Regions from separate parts of the Homo sapiens genome. Here region 2 is linked to region 1. A link is a contact called in ENCODE Hi-C or POLR2A ChIA-PET data. All regions are on one chromosome and are shown on one strand. The core of a region is the stretch at or near the end of the contact, and the rest is flanking DNA. Distances in the headings are between cores, read along the strand shown.

Region 1 (4,474 bases), core at 1,071-3,570:
GCAATGATCCCCACAGTGGCCACCCCCAGGTTCCTCCCACAGCCTCTTCATTTATTTGATCCAAGGGGGAATTGATGGTAGCCTGACCTAAGCTAGGCCAATTGGATTTGAAAACTCAAATGAAGACATACAGAGATGGTTGAGACTGATTGATTCTATGTCTAAAGAAAGGCTACATGGGGCTGGGCACAGTGGCACATGACTGTAATCCCAGCACTTTGGGATGCCAAGGCAGGCAGATCACCTGAGGTCAGGAGTTTGAGACCAGCCTGACCAACATGGATAAACCCCATCTCTACTACTGGTGTGGTGGTGCATGCCTGTAATCACAGCTACTCAGGAGGCTGAGGCAGGAGAATCGCTTGAACCTGGGAGGCGGAGGTTGCGGTAAGCCAAGATCTCACCATTGCACTCCAGCCTGGGCAACAAGAGCGAAACTCTGTCTCAAAAAAAAAAGAAAAAAGAAAGGCTACCTGGGCTGGATGTGGTGGCTCACATCTGTAATTGCAGCACTTTGGGAGGCTGAGGCGGGTGGATCACCTGAGGTCAGCAGTTGAGACCAGCCTGACCAACATGGTGAAACTCTGTCTGTACTAAAAAATACAAAAATTAGCCTGGCATGGTGGTGGGTACCTGTAATCCTAGCTACTCGGAAGGCTGAGGCAGGAAAATTGCTTGAACCCAGGAGGCGGAGGTTGCAGTGAGCCAAGATGGTGCCATTGCACTCCAGCCTGGGGACTGAGCAAGTCTCCGTCTCAAAAAAAAAAAAGGAAAGGCTACATGGACTTTTAGGGCTGAGGCTTCTGTCCTCTCTGAGTGGCCCTTGTCCTCTCTGAGGGCTAAAGGTCCTTCTTTCTTCCATTCTGTGAGCCATCCAAACCCTGTCCATACAGTCATTCTTGGCTGAAGCTGGGGTTGTTTATAAATCAAAAAGGTTAACTGATATGGAAATGTGTGCTAGAAAGCAGGTTGCAGACATCAGCCTTCCAGGGAGATGATGAGTGTTTGAATTAGTTAGCAGGAAGTAAGACTCCCTTCCAACTCCAAGATGGGAAAATGGCACCCATGTGATAGAATGGCTAAACAACTAGTCAAGTTATCACCTCAGACCATGTGCCTATTGAGAATGAAGCCTGGTGGGATGAGGGTGGGGGTTGGCAGGAAGGTGCTGCTATCCACCAATCTAAAGAGGATGAAGAAGGCCAGAACTAGAGGGTAGGATGGCTGCTTCTGAAGGCACTGAGAAACTTAAAGCAAGACCATTCAAATGCTGAAACTTTCATTCTCAAGTTAGAGTGAAACTTAAAGCCTTTCTGTGACCACGTTGAAAAAAAAAAGTCTCTTATTACTTGCAGCTGCCAGGTTAAGACTGGTGGAAATTAATTCAGAGCATGAAGTGTCTTAATTATAGTAGGAGTTGTATTTGCAAATTTGCTAAAAAGCCTGTATGAATGTTAAGGCATTGGTAAGATAGACTGAGGATCAGTGGGAATGGGGATATCTGGGAGGATGCACAGGACCTGGGAAACCCTGTTCCTCCATCCCCTCTGGCACACTGTCATTTCTACTTTTCCTTCTAAGGAAGCTGTTTTCCCTTAGCATGAGAAAGGTAACAGTTCGCTCTTCATTGTTGCTCACCTAATAAACAGGATTTGAATTCAACCTGGCCCAGAGGGTAAAATGCAGAATCAAGGTATGGGAAAAAATTCCGTAAAGAATTATAGAAAGTGGTCAATGAACATTATTGAAAAACTGAGTTTGGCTTTTAAGAGTGCTTAATAAAAAATTGCAGAATAGAAATTTGGATTGGGCTGAATTAATTGACATGTACACTCATTGAAAATATTGCACTCAATGGTTAAGGTCCTAAGAGTTGTTGATTGGTCTAATACAAACCTGGACCAAATGCTGGTCCATCCTCAATGAGTGTAAAAGGCCAGAGATCCCTAGGAATCATCTAGAGGAAGACAGGAACGTTATACTTCTATCAAGCATAATGTCAGTCTACCACTGACACTCTTTTTCTTGTCATAAAGACAAGATCGGAGAGGGAAGCTCATTAGGAATGATAGTGGGAGGGGCTGTAATTGAAATGCAATCTTTGACCTCAGTCAGATAGGGAGTATGTTAAGTGTGGACTTTTTACCTGCAAGAAACAACATAGATGTGGCCATTATAAAAGCCAACAGGAAAAGGATGGTGATAACACCTCTGGGAGTGATCTGACATCCGGAAGCCTCTGACTATGTTTATTCATTATGGAGATCCCAAGAATTAAGTCAAGAAAATGTCAGGTCTGGCAAAAAAACAGATCTGTCTTGAGTTGTAGTGAGAAAATGTGGCCTCTCGCCAAATTCTCAGAAGTGAGTCACTTCATAAAATGAGGGCCTTTTAAGTGAGAAGAAAACCACACCTCAAAAAAAGAGCTCTACAATATGTCATACATGATACTCTAACACCTAGGCTTTCCCAAATGAACCTGTAACCAATTTTCCTGGAATAATATGCACTGGGAAAAAGAAGCACCCACAGCCTTTGGTATTATTGATTGCCAATTTTAAGTTACAGTAATTCCAAAAGACCCAGGAAATCACTCTAGTCAGCCTCAGAGTAGGCACCCATGAGGGCCAGGAGATAGAGGTGCTTCCCCCGCCCCTTTGAGACAGGGTCTCACCTTGTCACCCAAGAGTGAGTTTGGTGGTGCGATCTTGGCTCACTGAGCCTAGACCTCCCCAGGCTCAGGTGATCCTCCCACCTCAGCTTCTTGCGTAGCTGGGACTACAGGCACATGCTACCATGCCTGGCTAATTTCTGCATTTTTTGTAGAGATGGGGTTTTGCCATGTTGTCCAGGCTGGTCTCAAACTCCTGGACTCAAGCAAACAACCCACTTGGCCTCCCAAAGTGCTAGGTGATAGAGTTTTGATGTGACTTTGTATCATCGTAGGCAGAATTTGGCCCAGAACCCACCTTGTGATTTTCACCAGTCTCCAGTGCAGTGTTAGAATGAACATACTTAGTAGGCCGGGCGCAATGGCTCACGCCTGTAATCTCAGCATTTTGGGAGGCCGAGGCGGGCAGATCATGAGGTCAGAAGTTCGAGACCAGCCTGGCCAATATGGTGAAACCCCATAACTACTAAAAAAAAAAAAAAAATACAAAAATTATCCAGGCATGATGGTGCCGGCCTGTAGTCCCAGCTACCCGGGAGGCTGAGGCAGAAGAATCGCTTGAACCTGGGAGGCAGAGGTTGCAGTGAGCCAAGGTCGCGCCACTGCACTCCAGCCTGGGCAACAGAGCAAGACTCCATCTCAAAAAAAAAAAAAAAAAAAAAAAGAATGGGATTCCCATTAGGCTTTCAGACAGTAAATAATGGCTACAACAGAGGAAGGCCCAAGTGGAAGCCACTGAAGGCCCCCTGCCCATACAAAGCAGAAAATCAAAAACAACGCTCTATCCTATGAAGAAAATAGCAGATTAGTCTCATCACAGATAAGAAAGACACAGATATGTTGATTCCTGTCATACCTCCTTTTAATGCTCCAGTTTTGCCAGTAAAAAAATTTAAAAAATAATAAAATAAAATAAATTGATGGGTCTTGGGGAATAGCCATGGAATGTTACGACTAAATCAGATGGTGACTTTCACTGTGTGTGTTGTCTTCTAAGTTTGGTCCCCTTGCTGAGGCAAATCATTACAGTCATGGTATTTGGCATGTAGATGCCAGTCTAGAGTAGGGGCTGGCAAGCTTTTTCCTAAAGGGCCAGATAGTAAGTATTTTAGGCTTTCAAGCCAGCTGGTCTCTGTCACAACTACTCAACTCTGAAGTTGTAGCAAGAAAGCAGCCACAGACAACATGTCAGTGCATGGGCACAGCTGTGTTCCAGTAAAACTAGTTTTCAAACACAGGCACCTACACACTGGAGTTTGCTAACTTCAGATCAGGAAAATACAGTTTTCTCCCTTTTGGTACAGAGAGGCACCCAAAGAAGCAGTTTGTCTCCAGCTGTCAGGAGCAGAGTACACGCTGCCATCCTGCCTGGGAGTGATGCTACTTTCAGGTGATTTGCCTCACTGTAATCTGCAGGGACCTTGTGACTGCATCACCTGACAGGACATCACTTTGGTCCACATGGTTAATATTGTGCTGAGAGGACCTGGGAAACGGGAATAACAAAAACCTTCAATGTCTTGATAAAACACACGGCTGACAGAGAGTGAAAGATAAAGCCGGAGAAAATATCAGAGTCTCCAACTTCAGGCAAGAGGTGAGGTCCAGTGAAAGCAGATAGCCTCAGTGTGTGGAGTCCATGCCTGGTCTCCTTCCCTGTGCCACTGTTTACGCTGTTCATGAGCCTCTGAGAAATCATCTGGCTGCCATAGGAAGGGTGACCCAGCATGTGCTATTTTCCAAGTTTCTTCCATCCTGGGGGGCATTTTGGTGAGAATTCACATGAGATATGAACATTTTTAG
Region 2 (4,474 bases), core at 533-3,032, 33 kb after region 1:
GTGGTTCTAAACATAGTAATGTAACTCTTCCCATGTCACTTTTCCAATCCTATAGCCAGGACAATACAAGGAATTAGCCAAGGCATCCCAATAAGCTTCAGTATGCAAATTTTCAATGACATGTGCCTGTGGATTCTGAAAATTCACAGATCTGTCTATCCTTAGCTGAGACTGAAGGCATCTACTTCCCAATGACCAAATCCTGGTGCTGTGGCGACACTGAGCAGGAACTCCATTAGAATATCAATATCACTCTGCAGACATTCCATGATGTAAGCTATGTTTTCTCTTGTTGCAATTACACTTAATTTACCACCAGCTGCTTCAATGTCATGGGCTATCTTGAAAAATGAAGCTCCTTTCGTAGTCAAACTGGATGCAAGACACAGCAAATGAGAAGTTACTAAATTGTTGGAGTCCTCATAGCTACTGCCTGCTTTAATGAACAAACCAATTCTTGATGCAGGGCATAGTTTTCCAAAGGAGAAATCATAAAACCATTTGGAAATTTGATGATCTCAAGGTCCTGATGATGTGGAGCCACTCCTATGGGGGTAGCTGTGGCTTTAACTTTGGGGGCAACTTTGAGGGAATAAAGTCTCAAAAAGAGGGAATAAAGTCTCAAGATTGTTCGTGACCCATAGTAACTTCTGGCTTAAAGGACCATTCGGCAAGTTTTTAAATGTATTTTCTATAATTTCCATGTAGTTCTTTATATTTTCTATTTCTTATTTAAAACCTCTATTTTAGCTCGTTTCCTTTGACACTGCTCTGGCAGGGAAAGGGGTGGCACTGCCTCATTACTGCCAGGTAGGGGTAGAAGTCCATTATCCACTTGGTCTCCATTGATACCCAAAGTGGGGAGAGGCTCCTGTTACTGCTGGTGAGGGTGGGAGTCCCCCCACTAAGTTTCTGCTAATACTGTCCTGGTGGCTTGCTACTATTCCCATGAAGCCTCCACTGATACTACATTACTTTTGGGTGGTGGCAAATGTCCTGCCTCTCCACTAGCCCTCCTGCTCTAAAACAACCCGAGTAGGGAGTGGGAAGGAAGCTTTGTTACTGGTAGGTGGGAGCTGAAGTCCAGACTTGCCACATTGTCCCACTGATGCTACAGGGAGGAGGAAGCGGGCCACATTACTGCCTGATAGGGATGAAAGCCCCAGCTCCCTACCTGGCCTTCGCTGATACCAGCCTGCTACAGGAGTGAAGAGAGATTTGAAGGCCTCAATATAGCCTGTCGAGGGTGGAAGTCTTGCTCCCAATGGGCCTTTAGCAGCATGGGTGGGTGTGGGGCCATAGCTGTCTCTGTACTGCTTGGCTAGAGTGGAGTATTTGAGGTCCAAAAGTTTTCTGTCTTTCTAGCCCTTTGGTTAGAAAGAGCAGACTTTTGTTGGAAGTATTTTTTTGTGTTTACCTGTTGTATTTCCAGGTTCCTAGCTTCTCCAGCACAGTCTGGGATGTGTGAGACACAGAGAAAATCCAGTGATGTTACTACCGTATGGTTTCTTGGGTCCCAACGTCTCTAGCTAATCTGCTCCACCTTTTGGAGTTTTCTTATTTGTTTTAGATCAGGGATTTAGTCATATTTAATAGGAGAAATATGGAAAAATACTTCTACTCTATCTTCCTGGAAGTTCCTGTTTATTTTTTATGTCCTTTTCCTCTGGCTAGACCGTAAGAGACTTACGAAACAAACACTTACACATTCTACTAAACTCAATGTCCAAAGTTTGTGAACTTCTTGAATATTGCTTGTTCATTTCCACCCCCAGTCACTGACTGAATCTCCCTGCTGTCTGTCTACAATGCCAATGAGCTTCTGGTTAACTTCTTCTCATGCATGCTTAGGCAACAACTTCCCAGTTTTACTACACTTGCCCATCCCTAGTTTTGTTGTTGCTTAATCCCTTGGCCTAGTGCCACCATACTCCTCCAGCAGAGCAACCAATTCTTACATTATAGGACAGCACATATCCACTAAAAACAGTTCATGCCACACCAACCACATTTCCCTTTGTCAACAAAATTACTTGATAGATAATTCCAGGAATGCCTGATGAAGCTGATTGACAACAAGATATTTGGCAGACTCTCTGCTGCCTATACATACCTTAGCATGTGGAACTCAAGTAATGAGAGGTCCATTTAATTGGATTGAATTGGGCTGGATAGGATTGGATTGAATCCTGTGGGATGGCTAGGCTAAATTAGAAATGAAGACTAGTTTAACAGCAGTATCCAAGGATAGTTGACTAATGAGTTAATTTTACTCTCAAAGACAGTCTTTAGTAGTAAGCTGTAATGCATTATATCAAACTATTTTCCAGTCAATGATTTATAAGTTACTTGAATAAGGATGCTAAAGATGTGCCTTATTGAAATGGCAATTAGCACAAAGTTGGGAATGAAATCTAATTAGTTAAATAACAGAATCACATAAAAAAGGACTTGAATAAATGTAGCATCCTACCATGTTCCTGGATAGAAAGACTGCTATCGTAAAGATATTCATTCTCCTCAGGTTAAATTATAAACTCAATGCAATTCAACAGGATTTTAAAAAACTAGACAAAGTGATTCCAAGTTTACGTGGAAAATAAAATGTGAGGGACCAAACAATATTTGAAAAAGAAAGAGAATAAAATCTCATCCTTCCAGATACCACAATGTATTATAAAGCAATAGTAATTAACATGAGGGCAGAAATGAGCAAGCAAGTGAACAAAATAAGACAGATAGTCACAGGAAACTCATATATTTATAGGTGCTTTGCGTATAATGAAGATGGTCCTTCAAATCAGTTGGGAAAAGATGGGTTATTCAATAAATGGTGTTGGGTAAAATTGGTTATACATTGGTGAGAAATAAAGTGAAACTCCTACTTTGTATCATATGCAAAAAATAGATTCCAGACAGATGAAATATTTAAATGTAAAAAATAAAATTCTAAAACTACTAGAAAAAAAAGAAGAATATTTTTATTCCTTTGAAATAGAAAAGGTCTTACTAAGCAAAACACAGAAGTAATAAATGAATAAATGAAGACAAATATGATAAAAATAAGTTAAAAATATAAGCAATCTTTCTTTGTTTTTTTTTCACCTTTCCTAGAAAAAAATATATAGGCAACTTGTTAAGCAAGGTAGATTACAAGAAAATATTTACAACATTTGACAGGCCACAGATTATTATCCAGCCTCATCTGATAAGAAAACTTCAACATAAAGATATCTGTTTTTTTTCTTATAAGGTTCCTCAAAGTGAGCCAATCACTTCTTAAGCTGAACAAAAAACAAAACAGAAGTGATCTTTTCCAATAATGAAAACAAACATTGACAGAGCAGCTGTAGGATCCTTTCAGGCAAATTATGAAAAGGTGCCCTTTCTCAGAAACCACAGTTACCATTCAGCTTTGTGACCAGAGGTTTGACTGTACCCTAGTCCCTACTAGCAACCCAACCACATAACCAACTTCAAAGGTCCTGAATGACTGTGTTGTACTTAATGGCAGATGATCTATCTCCCATTTTTGTCCTAAGGATTTTCCAAGATAATATATTTCTGCATTTGTTTTGCTTTTACTTCACTCCAAATTGAAATCTATTTGTGGGATAAGACTAAAGAAATGCTTATAGGAAAATTGATAGCACCAAATTCCTATCTTAAAAAATGAAAAAGGTTTCAAATCAATGACCTCAGCTTTTACTTTAAGAAAATAGAAAAAGCAGGATAAGCTAAAGCCAAAGTAAACAGAAGAAAGGAAATTATAAAGATAAGAGCAGAAATCAATGAATAGAAAACAAAAGAAAAAAATCAAACCAAACAGCTGATTCTTTAAGCAGATCTATAAAATTGATAAAACTCTAGCCAGATTGATCAAGTAAAAAAGAGAGAAGACACAAATTACCAGTATTAAGAATGAGAGAGGCAATATCACTACAGATCCTACAGATATAAAAAGTATAAGGGCATACTTTGAATAATTTTATGACTATAAATTAGGCAACTTAGATAAAACAAATTTCTTGAAAGACACAAACAACCAAAGCTCACCTAAAATACTCACAAATTGAATAGTCTTATAGCTATTACAAAATTGAGGCCAGGCGCAGTGGCTCAAGCCTTTAATCCCAGCACTTTGGGAGGGCTAGGAAGGCGGATCACGAGGTCAGGAGTTTGAGACCAGCCTGACTAACATGGTGAAACCCTGTCTCTACTAAAAGTACAAAAATTAGCCAGGCTTGGTGGTGCGTGCCTGTAATCCCATCTACTCAGGAGACTGAGGCAGGAGAATTGCTTGAACCTGGGAGGCAAAGTTGTGGTGAGCCGAGATCGCGCCACTGCACTTCAGCCTGGGCAACAGAACAAGACTCCGTCTCAAAAAAAAAAAAAAAAAAAAAAATTGAAATTATAGTTAAAAGTCTTCCCACAAAGCAAACTCTAGACCCAGATGGCTTCAATGGTAAATTCT

Evidence for each region. Hi-C counts contacts between places; a loop is a spot of excess contacts on that map. ChIA-PET counts read pairs that join two places held with the same protein, here RNA polymerase II (POLR2A). Pooled maps may share reads with other maps.
Region 2: a pooled map shows a loop between it and region 1 (3-fold over the local background). The contact joins two enhancer-like sites. A Hi-C loop is called at or near these places in 1 of 168 maps with a recorded cell type or tissue (B cell), 4 of 37 single-sample maps with no recorded cell type and 7 of 50 pooled maps. POLR2A ChIA-PET finds 5 or more read pairs at or near these places in 11 of 52 experiments (BJ, RWPE1, WTC11 and 5 more).

The regions. Positions count from the first base shown.
Region 1 is chr3:46,277,956-46,282,429 of GRCh38, forward strand. No RefSeq gene overlaps it. Among named protein-coding and RNA genes, the nearest start is that of CCR3, 38 kb to the left of the region's middle. Within about 2 kb of position 2,321, at least 3 of the 41 ENCODE cell types and tissues checked have a DNase peak (open chromatin) inside an H3K27ac peak, as active enhancers do.
Region 2 is chr3:46,311,314-46,315,787 of GRCh38, forward strand. It overlaps the pseudogene UQCRC2P1. Among named protein-coding and RNA genes, the nearest start is that of CCR2, 41 kb to the right of the region's middle. Within about 2 kb of position 1,783, at least 2 of the 41 ENCODE cell types and tissues checked have a DNase peak (open chromatin) inside an H3K27ac peak, as active enhancers do.